Regions from separate parts of the Homo sapiens genome. Here regions 1 and 3 are each linked to region 2. The links are chromatin contacts, found by Hi-C in ENCODE. All regions are on one chromosome and are shown on one strand. The core of a region is the stretch at or near the end of the contact, and the rest is flanking DNA. Distances in the headings are between cores, read along the strand shown. Region 1 has its middle 95 kb from the start of CYSLTR2. Region 2 overlaps RCBTB2 (RCC1 and BTB domain containing protein 2). Region 3 holds the start of MED4-AS1 (MED4 antisense RNA 1).

Region 1 (4,780 bases), core at 541-3,040, 260 kb before region 2:
CCTGCCCTTGAAAGAAGAAAGCTGGAGAAGAGAGATTCCCAAAGCTTTCAAGGCAAGGAGGACTGCATTTTATTAATAATAACCATGGGCTGAAGCCTGTTTAGGCTGGGAATTTCTATCTGTGGAGGCTTCTATCTTGGAATAGTGAAAGTCTTGGCTGGTACTCAGCCATGGAGGGCCCAGGGACGAATGCCTGTTTGATGGTGCTGTTTATCCTTTGGTCTCTTCTTGGTTCAGTGGAACCTCTCAGCTTCAGGAATGTTCAGCTCAACCCAGAAAGCTGCTTTTCTGCAGCTCTTTAGCTCACCAAGCGTCCAGTTGGGAGGAGTGAAGGCAAAAAGGAAGGAACATACCAGAGCACTCAGGAGTCCTGCCAAGCTCCTCGGATGTCCTTGTGATCGCTCCAATGTCAGACTGCTGAGGTCTGAATCCTGTCTCTGGATTCTAGCTATGTGCCTTTAGACAAATCATTTAATCTCTCTGAGCCTCAGTTTCCCTAGTTGTCAAGTGGGAATATTAATAATTCCTACCTCATGGGCTGATTTTAAGGACTAAATGAGATAAAGCCCGTAAGGTAGATAGCACAGTGCATATCAGGTACTTAATACATGTTAATTAACATTATTGTTATTAGTATGCCCATGTTTCTGATGCCTTTTTGAAAATCCATGTCCTTTCCATGCCTTTTCACTCTATCATCTGCATATTAGCACCAGATAGAGTCCATCAAGCTTTACTCTCTGCAGTTTGTATTATGAAAATAGGAGGTGTATTGAATGTTTCTTTTTTTATGCTCCCCTGTAGAGTCTGACACCGGTCTTACCCCCCGTGCAACCCACACAGGCAGTGATTGAGAAACCCGGTGGGGCAGTGAAGGCTTTTAAGCAGGAGAGACACACGACTAGATGAGGCTGCTCACAATATCACTTAATTATCTTGGGATCAAATTTATTACAAGCACCTAAAATGGTTTAGAAGCTTTTGTCTTCATTTGTCAACAGCCCTAATTCTTTTATTTCTGGGGAGATTACTCTTGGGCTTACTGGGTCTATTGTACTCCTCTGGGCATGGGGATGTGATATTTTACACGTTGTTGAATTAAGCCCTTGTCATTTCTGGGCTAACACTCCCCAGATGAGTCAGATGTTCGCTTCTCAGCGGTGTGGCCTCTGGTAGCGGCTCTGCCTTCAAAGGTCAGTTCGCTCTTTTCTCTGAGGGCCCCCGGCTCGGCTGCCACCTAATGGTGAGTTTTGTGATGAGTAAGAAATGACTCTTAAGAAACAGTTCGAATGCGCCCTTGGACATGAGACCCTCTGATGCTGTGAGTCATTCTGGATGACAGCGTGAGAGATATTACTCATCGTTGTGAAAGATGATTGTCTTAAGTGCTTCTGCTGGATGGGAATCTGCCTTTGAAAAACAATTCCATTTTATTTTCATCAAATCTAATAATTTTTTCTCTTCAAAATGGACTCTAGCAGAAGAACCTGGCATCGGGGGAGGAGAGGTGTATTGCTAATAGTCGCCCAGCCTTTGGAATGTGCTAAGGTCTATTTTAAGCACTTAGAATATCTCACTTAATCCTTATTTAAATCCTGAGGTAGGTAGTGCAATCATAACAAAATTAGTAAGTATTATCATTGTTGTGGTTGTTATTTTACGAATGAGAGAATTCAGCTTTGGGCTGGTCTAACAACACTTAGCTACTAAGTGGCAGAACTAGAATTGTAGCCCAGGCCTGTCTGACATCAGTAACTGTTCTTGAGCACACTGCTCCTGAATGATGCACGAGTCTGCACACCCGCTAGGTTCCAGCATGAGCTCATCCCACAAGGCATTTGTTGAGGCCCAGAATTGGGCACTGGTTATCAGCCATGACCTAGACACAGTCCCTTTCCTCCGGAGTGTACAGTCTAGTAGGAGAGAAAATAAAAGTAAACAAGCAATTGCAATAGAGCTTGATAAATCCTATAGTGAAGTGAACAGGAGGTGCTGAGGGACCACATATGTATAAATGGCCTACCCTGTAACCTTGAGGCAGGCAGACAGACTTCCCAAGGAAGGTCACCAAGGTAATTCCTATGGGATGAATGGGAATCAGGCAGGTCCAAGGAAGGAGGGGGTTAGAGCAGAGGGCAGGACATGTCCCACAGAACAAGCAGCAGGTGTGAGGGGCCAGAGGTCCCAGATGGGTGCTGAGTTCTGGGAAAACACTCTCATGACTGAATGGTGTCATGAAGGGACCATGGAGTTGACTCATTTGGCTGCTGACTTTTGCCCTCTATCCCTGGCAGGGCGCTGGCTATCCCATTTTGAAAAAAACACTGCTTTGCAGAGAAAAGGCTCTGAGAAGGAGGAGAGAAGACAGATTTTTTTTTTTATCATCCTTTCTGTGGCCTGAAACGGGCATATGACAGCTGTCCTGGGCCCTGGGGGGAAGCCTGGGTATGCAATCTGTTTTAGCTCCAGGCTCAGCCCTGCCTGGCCTGGTGAACTGGCCAGGGTGGCATGGTCAGGACATCGCAGCACCACATGTTAGATCCTGGTGCAATCTCAAAGCTAAAATTTCAGAGGATACATTGCATTTTCCTATTAAACATAACAGCAGAGAAGAAGGAAACCACTGTAATGGAACAGACTGAAGAGAAGGCTACCAGTTGTGTGCTTGCTAGTACCTTCCACAGGCGGTATGAAGGAATTAGGGGCTCTTCTCTAACCTCTATGACCTTGGGAGGGCCTCCTTTCCCTTTGCTTCTCTGAGACATTGCCCCTCTAATGGTCTTCAGTACAACTCTGTTAGTTGGGTGCTTAATGGGCAAAGCCATTTTACCAAAGGAGTAAACCATGAAGAAGGTAACTCACAGGGATGCAGCATATTTTTGTTAACTGGACTTGGCTTCATACCATGATTGGTCTATGGCCTGATCATTTTTGTTTCTTCTGTTCATTACCAGCCTAACAGGGTCACTTCACCTGGGCCCTTGGAGACACTTTGGACATTCTTGTTAGACTTTTCAGACCTAACCCTTTGGTTCAGGTTGAAATGATTGTTCCAGAGCTTCCTGAATCTCAGCCTGTTGTTTCTTCAGTATTCTGTTGTGCCTCTTAATCAAGTCTCCACTCCCAGGCTCTTTCTCTCCTCAGAAAAATTCTCCCTCAGTGATTGCATGCCTTTCTTTAGGTCTTTGTGACAAGTTAATACCACGGGAGTCTTCTAGTCTTGATGGCAGTGATGAGGACCATCTTGCAAGTCTAATACATGGGACATTGTTGTGGCACTTGCTATGGAAAGTGGAAGGACTTAGCACCAATTTTTCTATTCCCTGCCTGATGTGTAGCATTCTATTAAACCTCTTTCATAGTGTGGTAGTTACCACCTGTAATCCCAGCACCTTGGGAGGCCAAGGGGGGTGGATAACGAAGTCAGGAGTTCCAGACCAGCCTGACCAACATGATGAAACCCCATCTCTACTAAAAATACAAAAATTAGCTGGGCGTGGTGGCACGTGCCTGTAATCCCAGCTACTCAGGAGGCTGAGGAAGGAGAATTGCTTGAACCCGGGAGGCGGAGCTTGCAGTGAGAGGAGATTGCACCACTGCACTCCAGCCTGGCAACTGAGCTAGACTCCATCTCAAAAAAAAAAAAAAAAAATGTAAGAACCTGGACTCCAGTCCTACCATTGGCTAATCTGAATAATATTAGATAATTTATCTCACATCCTTGTGCCTCATTTTCTTCATGTATAAAACGGCATCATGATAATAATTAGTTCATGGGATTGTCCTCAGGGTTAATGGGTTGGCACCTGTACAGCACTGAGACCTGTGACTGGCCCAGAGCAAGTACTATCGAGCATTTGCTTTCTTTGGTCAGCAGCTGTTCTCTTTGCAGACCACTTCCTGTGGTCCCCCTAACCATGATCAAATCACCATTCATTTCTCCCATGTCTTATTTAGATAAGATTTGCTTCAGAAATGAATTGCCAAGACATTCACAATGTTCATTTGGGAAGTGGCATTTCTTCACAGTGACTTCCCCAAGACTTGAGAAAGCCCATATGGAGTAGGAAAGACTCTGGATACACCAGATCCCAGCTCATTCCTTTTACTCAACAAAATCACAGCTTTTTCCTACTGCCTCATTCCAAAAGCCCAGCTGTGGAATGTTCTGGCTGCTGTGCCCATTTCTTCCTCTAATATTAGTTCTGAATTCTCTCGAGTAGGCTCAAGTAATAGGTATAGTAAATTTATTTTCAATAACTTTCCATTAAAATTTGTAATGTATGCTTATGGAGATCAATGTTCTATTGCGTGCTATTTTATACTTTTTAGTCTTGGAGTCTGCTCCATCTATTTGAATGAGGTTTGGATAGATGTTTGCCTTGGTGTTTCTTAATATATTCCTTAAGCCTGAACAAAAGCCTGACATGACAATGCCCACTCATCATTTTCTTCTCTTCAGGAATTGTTTTGTGCAATAATAAAATGCTATTGCTTCTTAGTGATTTGTATGTGGCAAAAGAGCCAAAAATTATATCTGCTGGATCTTGTTTGCCTTAAAAACAAAATTCCGTTTCTTTCAGGTATGATATAATTTGACTTGTCTTATTCTTCATGGATATTACATTTTCATCTTTGTTTTTCTGAATTCTGACATAGTTGTCTCTGTTGCATCATGGGAAAGGTGAGAACTTAAAACAAAAATTCTTACTATTTGAGTTCAGTTTTATCTTCGCAAACATTACAAGACATAAAATGACCTTTGCTGATACTGGCTCCT
Region 2 (4,701 bases), core at 594-3,093:
CTACTAAATACCCCTTTCATGGATGTTCAGTTTTGCCTATAGAGATGCACTGTTGTACTACAGCCTGTCCAGCTAATTGCTGTACCCTAAATTAGTATAATAGACTATAAGTAAAATAGACTGTATATGTACTTAATGTAAAATACAAGCTTTCGTAAATAAAGAACAGTGCTGTATTTGATTTGCCTGGCTCAAATAAGCAAGAAATGGGCTCTTTCAGCAAATTATTATCCCTCATGCTGGACTGTCACTTAGTACATAATTAATATGAGCCAGGGATTATTCTAAGCACAGTTCATGTTTCATTTACTCCTCAAAACAACCTTATATGACATAGGCATTATTATATTAGATCCAGTTTATAAATGAGAAAACTGAAGCTTGGAAAGATTAAGTAATCTGAGTAAACTAGTAAACTGCAAAACTGGGATACAGTCCAAGATTGGGCACATTTTAAAACCGCATGTTTAACTACAATTCTCCATTGTCCTCAGTATTTTGAAATCAGGAGTATTTATGCATGGATTCAACAAATATTCACTGAGTGCCTGCTACATGCCTGGCACTGCCCTACGCACTGGGGTACTGCAAATGAACAAAACAATCCAAAATCTCTGCTCTCATGGGAATTTCTGGTGAGGGGAGATAGGTGATCAATAAATGAATAGGATATATAGTATGTCAGATGGTGACAAGTGATATGGAAAGAAGTAAGACAGGGAAGACAGCCTAGGGAATGCCATCCTGAGATGAAAGTTGAAATTTTAAATAGAATGGTCAGGGAGGCAAGACATCAGTGAGCAGGTGACTCAAGCAGAGACCTGAAGGAGGTGTGGGTGGTGTGTTCTGGGAAAAGCAAGCCCGGTGTGGAGGGAGCACAGTGGGGAGGGAAGTAGCTGATGAGGCAGGGAGATGGTGCGGTGGAGGTGCACAGTGGCGTGTGTGGGAGGAGGCAGGGCCTGCAGAGTCCATAGGCAAGTTTCAGGAATCAGAGTTCCAAGGTGAGTGGCCATCAGAGGGTTTGGAGAGGAGCAGATATGATGGGCATTTGAAGTAATCCTCCTGCCTCCTGGCTGCTGTGTTGAGGAGGGAGGGAGGGAGGTAGGGAGAGAGAGAGAGGGTGAGAGAGAGAAGAGAAGAGAGAGAGAGAGAGAGAGAGAGAGTGTGTGTGTGTGTGTGTGTGTGTGTGGAGAGAGAGAGAGGGTGAGAGAGAGAAGAGTGTGTGTGTGTGTGTGTGTGTGTGTGTGTGTGTGAAGGAGGGTACTTAGGAGGCTGTATAATCCAGTAAGTGATGATGGTGGATTGGTCCAAGTTATCACCTGTGGGGATGGTAAAAAGTGGTTAAGATTTTGAATACATTTTGAAAGTAGAGCCAACAGGATGTGCGGATGGATTAGATGTGAGGAAAAAAAAGACGACTGAGGAGGTTCTGTCCCTCAGCAGCTGTAAGGATGAAAGTGGCATCTATTGAGATATAGAAGATAGGAGCAACATTTTGGGGGAAATATCAGAAATTTGGTTTTGAATATGAGAAGTATGTGATGTCTATTAGACATCCAAATGGAAATGTCTAATAAGCAAATTGGATAAGCAAGCCTGGAAGTCAGAGAGAAATGTGCTGAAGTCAAAGCTATGAGGCAGTGACGTGAGACAGGTTTGAAGATTAAGTCCTGAGCACTCTGTGCTTAGAGGTTAAGGAGATAAGGAGACACCAGCAAAGGAGACTGAAGAGGAGTGAGCAGTAACGGAAGAGAGAAACCAGCAGACCGTTTCCTGCAGGCTGGGAAAGAAAGCGAAACAGGAAGGAAGAAGTCCGAACCACACCAGATGCTGCTGGCACGTCTGCACGAGGACTGAGAACTGACGAGTGGGTTTGGCGATGAGAACGCCGGAGGGGCCTTGGCAAGCAGTTTTAGCGCAGTGAGGCGGGAAGTCTGATCGGAGCGTGGAAGTAGAGGAACTGAAGATGGGGAATAGAGGCAGCTTTTCATGGTAATTTTATTATAAAGATAAAAAGGAAGAGCTTTGGGGCATTTGAGGTAAAACATCTTTACTTTTTTAAGATGTGGGAAATGGAAGCTTGTCTAATGATGCAAATGACTCAGTGAAGGGGAACAAGCCAGTGATGCAGGGGACAGTTGGTAGAGCAGGGCCCCTTAGTAGGTGGAGCAGTGGGATCTAGTGACAGAGCAAGGGCTCTGCTTTCTATAGGGTCTTGGACCTTTGATCCAGAGAAGATTGCATCCACAGGCCTCTCTGTAATAGGCAAGGAGACGTGGTGGGGAGAGCTTGTGGAGGTTCTTTTCAAGTGATTCTGGTTCTCAGTGAAATAGGAAGTCATGTCAGCTGAGGATGAGGATGAGAGGGGAGATGTCAGGCTTATGGGGAGAAGTATGAGAGTCCTGTAGGAGAATGAGCAAACTAGGAGAATGTGGTAGGACTGCAGGACAGAACAGAGGGCCCCATTTTGAACATGAAGCCATACAGAGTGGTAGCATTCAAAATAGACTACAATTCTTTAACTGAAAAATAATGGGGGCCTTGTTTTCTATGGACAGAATTCCCCTATAACCAGTACCACCACCCTATGCCAATTTATTGAATTCTTAGAATCACAGGAACTCTTTCCAAGTCCTGTCCTTAATTTAGTATTTAGGGGAAGATCCCACTCTAGAATAAAGTAAAGGAGCATGGATCCAAGTGATAACTTTTTAGGGTCCTTTCATTCTCCCATTAATTAGCAATTTTCCTGATGCTGTCCAGATCTGTGAGGCATCAAACTGCCCAGCCACCTAACTCCAGACACACTCTAATGTGTGTGGTGTAGGTATGAATTCCTCCATTCCTCTCTGTAGACTTCAGCCAAAGAGATGATGCATCTCTATCTGGTTTCACTTTTGTGTGCTGTAGGCAAAAATGTCATTTCTAAAAATTTAAGCAACAGCACATAATTTTAAATGGACTCTGAGATATTCAGCATGTATCATTGAAGCACATTTTTATGTATAGTATGCTGTGATGACAAGTGGGTGTGTGAATTTTCCCTGTTTATCACTGAGGGCTTACCTGGGACAGAGACACATCATATTGCTGGTGTGGTACCAACAGCCTGCCCAGTTATCTTCAGGCATGAAATAAACATTTTCCTAGTATAGTTTCTTTCTTTTCTTAAAAGAAAATGTACCGTAGGTTTATATGTACATTGGCAAGGCTATCAGCATTGCTATTTTTTTTATTTTTTCCATCTTCAGCATTTGCTATAATTTATGTCTAAAGAAGAAAAGACTATCGTGTGTAATGTTCATATGTAATTGCTTAGAAAGTATTTGGGGCTTTTATTTTTTATAAATTACCTACAGTAGCTTGGAGAGGAAACTTTTAAAAATTGACCACCACCTAGCAGCATCTTGTCCTAGGCCAAGTAGCCTAGGGTTTGAGGCATATTGGAGGTCTCAGCACCCTGCCCTCACTTCTCCAGGGCCAAAAAGCATCTGGTCAGCCTCATTCTGATTTTCAAGTTATAGTTCTAATCAAGAGAATTATTACAGCATTATTCTTTGGCCCAGAGTGCATTACAGTAAGCCAGAAAACACCAATCTGTTGGGTCTCTCTTACCAGAGACTTGGAAGTCATGATTTCTTTAAAGCATTTTCCCAGTTGAGATTATTGAAGGCATATGTAGTGTGATCAAATCCATCCATCCCATCCTGTGTCGTCTCATAAAGAGAAAAAGCGGTGGCCTGTTAATGACTTCAGAGCAGCAATTTCTTGGCATTACTGCTTTTTATGGCTTACCTTTTTCTTCCATCAACTCTTTATAGGCAGACATACTTAAAGACGCTGATATAAATATAAAAGAGGAGTATAGGGCTTTTAACAATTATTGAAAGTGAAATCAACAGTTACAAATACTGTCACTAGACAAAGGTACCAAGGAATTCACACACTCACATGCCTATCTCTGGGAAGAAAAAGTTAGATTCTTTACCTAGGTTAGTGCGGAGGAACTTGAATGTTACTCTGTGCTACTTAAATTTTTACAAGCATAGATGATTCATACTTGTTATACTTTTTATGACTATTCTTTAGGTATTACCATGCCATCATTTCCTCCACTTGCCTATTAAATCCTTTTTCTTTGCCTAACTTGTTTTAGCGATTTTCATGCTATGTTGCATTGAATTAGTAAATATGAATTTATTAAACCATCTTTGTTGTTGTTCCTAGGATTTAGAAGAATTCTGCTTCAGGTTTTGCATAAACCATCTGACTGTAGTAACACAAACATCAGGTTTTGCAGAAATGGACCATGATCTCCTGAAGAACTTTATCAGCAAAGCAAGCAGAGTTGGAGCCTTTAAAAATTGATCCCATCTGCAGGAAAGTTTTTGAGCCTTTCCATTTCCCCTGCAAAAGCCAGAGATGAATCACTTCTCTTTAATTAATAGTATGTATGATGAGCTATGTTTGGCTGAGTACTTGTAACTGTCAGAAGAAGGATGGTGGTGAGTGGTCTTTGTCTGCCTAAACCCAGAGTTTATGTAGAAAGCATTGAATGTTCTGATCAGATGTGACTAAGGTCAAGGAAAAAAAATTGAAATATCTTATTTACCATTTCCTCTTTTTGAGTCACTTAAATTGGACACCTTTGGTACCCTGGTCTCAGTATATGCTATTCTGGCCCAAATGTTCCATTATTCA
Region 3 (4,233 bases), core at 223-2,722, 420 kb after region 2:
TGGCCCACTCCATGGCAGAGAAGTTAGATGAGGCATCAGAGGCCAGAGCTGGCAAGCAGGAAATTACCCACTGGGGTTCCAGGGAGACTTGCTGGGAAGCTGCCCTTTGGGATTCTGGTGAAACCTGCTAGGAAACCACCTTTAGAGGCGCCACCGAAAGTTGCTGTGGTGAACACCACTTAATGTCCTGCACACCAACCAGGCATCACAGCAGTAAAGGAGACAAAACCACCTGATCCAGGAAGTGAAACTTGTTTGCTAGTGGAGTCCCACCTGTGCCCTCTACTGACAAAACTTAATTGTGGCAGCTGGCAAAGGAGAAATGGTTTCAGGGGCCAGAGAGAAGGGTAGATTTGAGGCTAACTGGCATACCTTTCTAGTTAATACCATAACTCTTTCTTTTGACCCTTTAAAAATCTGCCTTCTTTATTTGAGTCTTGAACTATACCTGTTTATGTGCTCTGTCCCTTTGCTTCAGAAATACAGACTTTAAATGTAACTTGGGCCCTTTTTTAAGGTATTTCATATGCATACATTGCTAATCAACCTCTCTTTGATGAGAGTCACTTACAATAGCAGTTCCTCTATCAAGAAATCATTCAAATCTATTATAATACTAAAGTACCTATTACTTGTTTATAATATGTAGAATAATCTACATAACCTAGTATACATAAGTATGTATTATATATGCATATAATAGATACATAGATACAGGAAAAATTTGTAATTACAAATGTCTTACAAAAGAAAAATTATGTCAACTGACTAAATAGTTTCTTACAGAGTAGTATGATTTTTTTAAAAAAGTCCCCAGTTGCTAAAATATCAACTTTTCCTTGATAAATTTGATTTTTATTAATTTGGCTAAATGTGTATTTTTTTCCTAGTCTTAAAAAAATTGGCACAATAGCTTATGCCTGTAATCCCAACACTTTGGGAGGCTGAGGTAGCAGGATAGCTTGAGCCCAGGAGTTGGAGACCAGCCTGGTTAACATAGTGAGACCTCATCTCTACAAAAACTTTAAAAAGTACTCAAGCATGGTGGCACATACCTGTAACCCAGTTACTCAGGAGGCTGAGGCAGGAGGATTGCTTGAGCCTAGGTCAGGGCTTCAGTGATGTATTCGTGCCACTGCACTCAAGCCTGGGTGACAGAATGAGACCCTGTGTCAAAAAAAGAAGAGAAAAAAGTAAAATTAAAAAAAATACTTCAAATTGTTGCATAAAGGGAAAAGTAAGAACTAGATTAATTACAGATAGAGCTGTTCTTATCTATGCTTCTTTTTTTCTCCAGATGTCCTTGCTCCACAGTATCCATGGCAGTCAAATGACATGTCGATGAATATGTTACCACCAAATCATAGTAGTGACTTTTTGTTGGAACCTCCTGGGCATAATAAAGAAAATGAAGATGATGTAGAGATTATGTCAACGGACTCCTCAAGCAGTAGTAGTGAGTCTGATTGAAAAACCTTAAAAGACAATATACAGAATTGAATACTGTAGAATTCTGTTTCTTTAACAGTAGCAGGGAAATGTAAACTACAGGTGACAAAAAATACCCAGGTAAACACTGGCTTTGGTAGAATTGTGCAGTCATTAAAAGTCAAAATTTTTTGACTTTCTTTTTAAAGCCAAAGACCATAGTTTTAGTTTTAAGCCACTAGGTAGATATTTAGGGGAATAGTCAAAATTTACTGTTGAAAAAGCAGTTGCTATGTGCTTTCTTACCCTGTTCTGTTCCAGTTTTGCTGGATTTGTACATAGCCATTCTAGAAATAGAGTTGAGGGAAATTATCCATATACATATCACTAATAGGCTTCTTGGAATTATTTAGAAAAGCATTTTTAAACTGGCAGTGGATGACTGAATAGGCATCATATTTCTTTTTGTGTGTCATTTAAAAGTAACAAAAACTGCCATTTGACAGTAAAGGCTCTTGGCTTCTGTTGGAGGCATGGGAAATTGTCTCAATTTGTACAGTTTGTAATTGTAATTTTTGTAAATAAATTTGTTTGTACATTGTATGCTTTTTTTTTAGTTTAAATATACTGTCAGTGTAGGTAGGAAATTATTTCTGTAAATCCAGTTGCATTTTATAATACTTGAGTGACTAACTGAATTGAAACCTATTACAATTAATAGGGTTCTCAAAGGCCTATTCCTATTAGAAGAAATAATTTTTTTTAATAATTGAAAAAATTTACCACAGCCTTGTCTGATTTTAAGAATAGATTGTGTGAAGATTTAGAATGGAAAGCAACCATTTCTTCCCTTCACCTTCCTCTTCTTACAGTTCCCCAGGAGTCATTTTTAACCACTTTTAATTTCTGTTGGTAACCTCTGTGTTTAGGTAATATGCTTATACAACTATTTCTTGATGTATCAGTTTTAGACAATGTATCTTCTGATTTCAAAGGTAATACAACATTTAATGTGAAACATTTAGTGAATACAGTAAAGGAGAAAATAAAATTGTTAGCATTCTACCCAGAGATAATATCAATTCATATTGTAGTGTAGATTTTTTTAAAGTTCACATACACTTTTTTGTAAAATGAGAATAATGTTTATTTCCTGAGATACTGCTGTATTTTTTAATTGCTAATCTGTATTCTTCAAATGAACTGAGAATTCCATTTTTCCATCATTTTTTCCTTTTGATTATTTTCGATCTCTAGAAAAATTGGAAAATAGGAGATTAATCTTATATTTTCACCATCTAGAATTAAGGACATACAATGTTTGAATGTCTTTCCCTCCAGGGTTATTTTTAGGAATGGACTAACACAATATCTAATTTTAACCTTGCCTTGTCCGTATACTAGGAATATTGATCCATGTGTATACATTCTTGAAAGATTTACTTTAATGGCTAAAATTTTATTGTGGTATGTGCCATAATGTAACTGCCTGTTTTTATCACCAAATCTTTAGGGTAGATTCAAAAGGATTGTGTTTTTCAAATTCTTTAATACTGTATTAGTTTTCAGTTGCTGCCGTAACAAATTACCACAAACTTGGCTCAAAACAACACAAATTTATCTTAGTTTTGTACATCACAAATGTGAAGTGGGTCTCACCTAAAATCAAGGTGTGAGCAGGGCTGCATTCCTTCCTGGAGGCCATAGGGGAGAATCTGTCCCCTGTGTCTTCCAGGTTTTAGAGGCCGCCCTTGGTCCTGCTCCAGGCCCCTGGTTGGTGAGTGTTTCTCATTCTGCATTACTGTGATGCTCTTCTGCCTACCTGTCCCATATTTAAAGGATCCTGTGATCATTCTGAGCCCACTGGATAACCCAGAATAATCTTCTTATTTAAAGTGAGATGATTAGCAACCTTTATTCTGTTTGCAACCTTAATTCTTCCTTGCCATGTAACAAAACAACATTCATAGGTTCTGTAGATTGGGATTTAGACATCTTTGGGGAAAGGGGGTCATTATCCAGCCTATCAGAAATAATCCAAACTTTTCCCCTGAAAATTACACAAATATACATTCTATCAGTACTAAGTCAATATCATAAGTCTATATATTTCTGAATTTTTTTTTTTTTGGAGACGGAGTCTTGCTCTGTCACCCAGCCTGGAGTGCAGTGGCTCTATCTCGGCTCACTGCAAGCTCCACCTCCTGGGTTCACGCCATTCTCCTGCCTTAGCCTCCTGAGTAGCTGGGACTACAGGTGCCCACCACCACGCCTGGCTAATTTTTTTGTATTTTTAGTAGAGACGGGGTTTCACCATGTTAGCCAGGATGGTCTTGATCTCCTGACCTCGTGATCCACCCTCCTCAGCCTCCCAAAGTGTTGGGATTACAGGTGTGAGCCACTGCGCCCAGCCTGAAAAATTTTTTTAAAGGTTTTTGTGTGTGTCCCAGTAGATGCCCTTAAAATAACTGCCTCTGGAAATGATGTCTATAAAAGGTCATAAACTCAAATTTATCTTCAGAGACGAGGCCACTCACACAAATGTAAGGAGTTGGCTAGATATTACTTAACAGGGAGTGGTAGAAATTTTGGCCAAAACTAGAGTGTATGCCCAGGCTTTTAAAATTAGATTATATAAACTGTGGGACAAATCTAGCCCAAAAGTGCCTGTTTTGTTTGTTTGTTTCTTTGTTTTTCCAGAGATGAGGTCTTACTTTGTTGCTCAGGCTGTTCATGAACTCATGGCCTCAGGCAATCCTCTTGCCTTAGCCTCTCAGAGTTCTGGGATTACAGGCCACCATGCTG

What was found. Hi-C counts contacts between places; a loop is a spot of excess contacts on that map. Pooled maps may share reads with other maps.
Region 1: a pooled map shows a loop between it and region 2 (3-fold over the local background). The contact joins two enhancer-like sites. A Hi-C loop is called at or near these places in 3 of 37 single-sample maps with no recorded cell type and 3 of 50 pooled maps.
Region 3: a loop to region 2 is called in a pooled map, with 4 times the contacts of the local background. The contact joins the promoter of MED4-AS1 here to the enhancer-like site in region 2. A Hi-C loop is called at or near these places in 2 of 37 single-sample maps with no recorded cell type and 4 of 50 pooled maps.

The regions. Positions count from the first base shown.
Region 1 is chr13:48,746,346-48,751,125 of GRCh38, reverse strand. No RefSeq gene overlaps it. Among named protein-coding and RNA genes, the nearest start is that of CYSLTR2, 95 kb to the right of the region's middle. RefSeq lists an enhancer at 553-1,752. Within about 2 kb of position 1,790, at least 18 of the 41 ENCODE cell types and tissues checked have a DNase peak (open chromatin) inside an H3K27ac peak, as active enhancers do.
Region 2 is chr13:48,489,778-48,494,478 of GRCh38, reverse strand. RCBTB2 (RCC1 and BTB domain containing protein 2) reads left to right here. Exons shown (of 15, transcript NM_001268.4): 15 at 4,228-4,701. The coding sequence ends at 4,368. Among named protein-coding and RNA genes, the nearest start is that of RCBTB2, 41 kb to the left of the region's middle. RefSeq lists an enhancer at 919-998. Within about 2 kb of position 1,843, at least 30 of the 41 ENCODE cell types and tissues checked have a DNase peak (open chromatin) inside an H3K27ac peak, as active enhancers do.
Region 3 is chr13:48,074,376-48,078,608 of GRCh38, reverse strand. MED4-AS1 (MED4 antisense RNA 1) reads right to left here and starts at 1,472. Exons shown (of 3, transcript NR_046511.1): 1 at 1,258-1,472; 2 at 1,056-1,167. MED4 (mediator complex subunit 4) reads left to right here. Exons shown (of 7, transcript NM_014166.4): 7 at 1,298-2,885. The coding sequence ends at 1,470.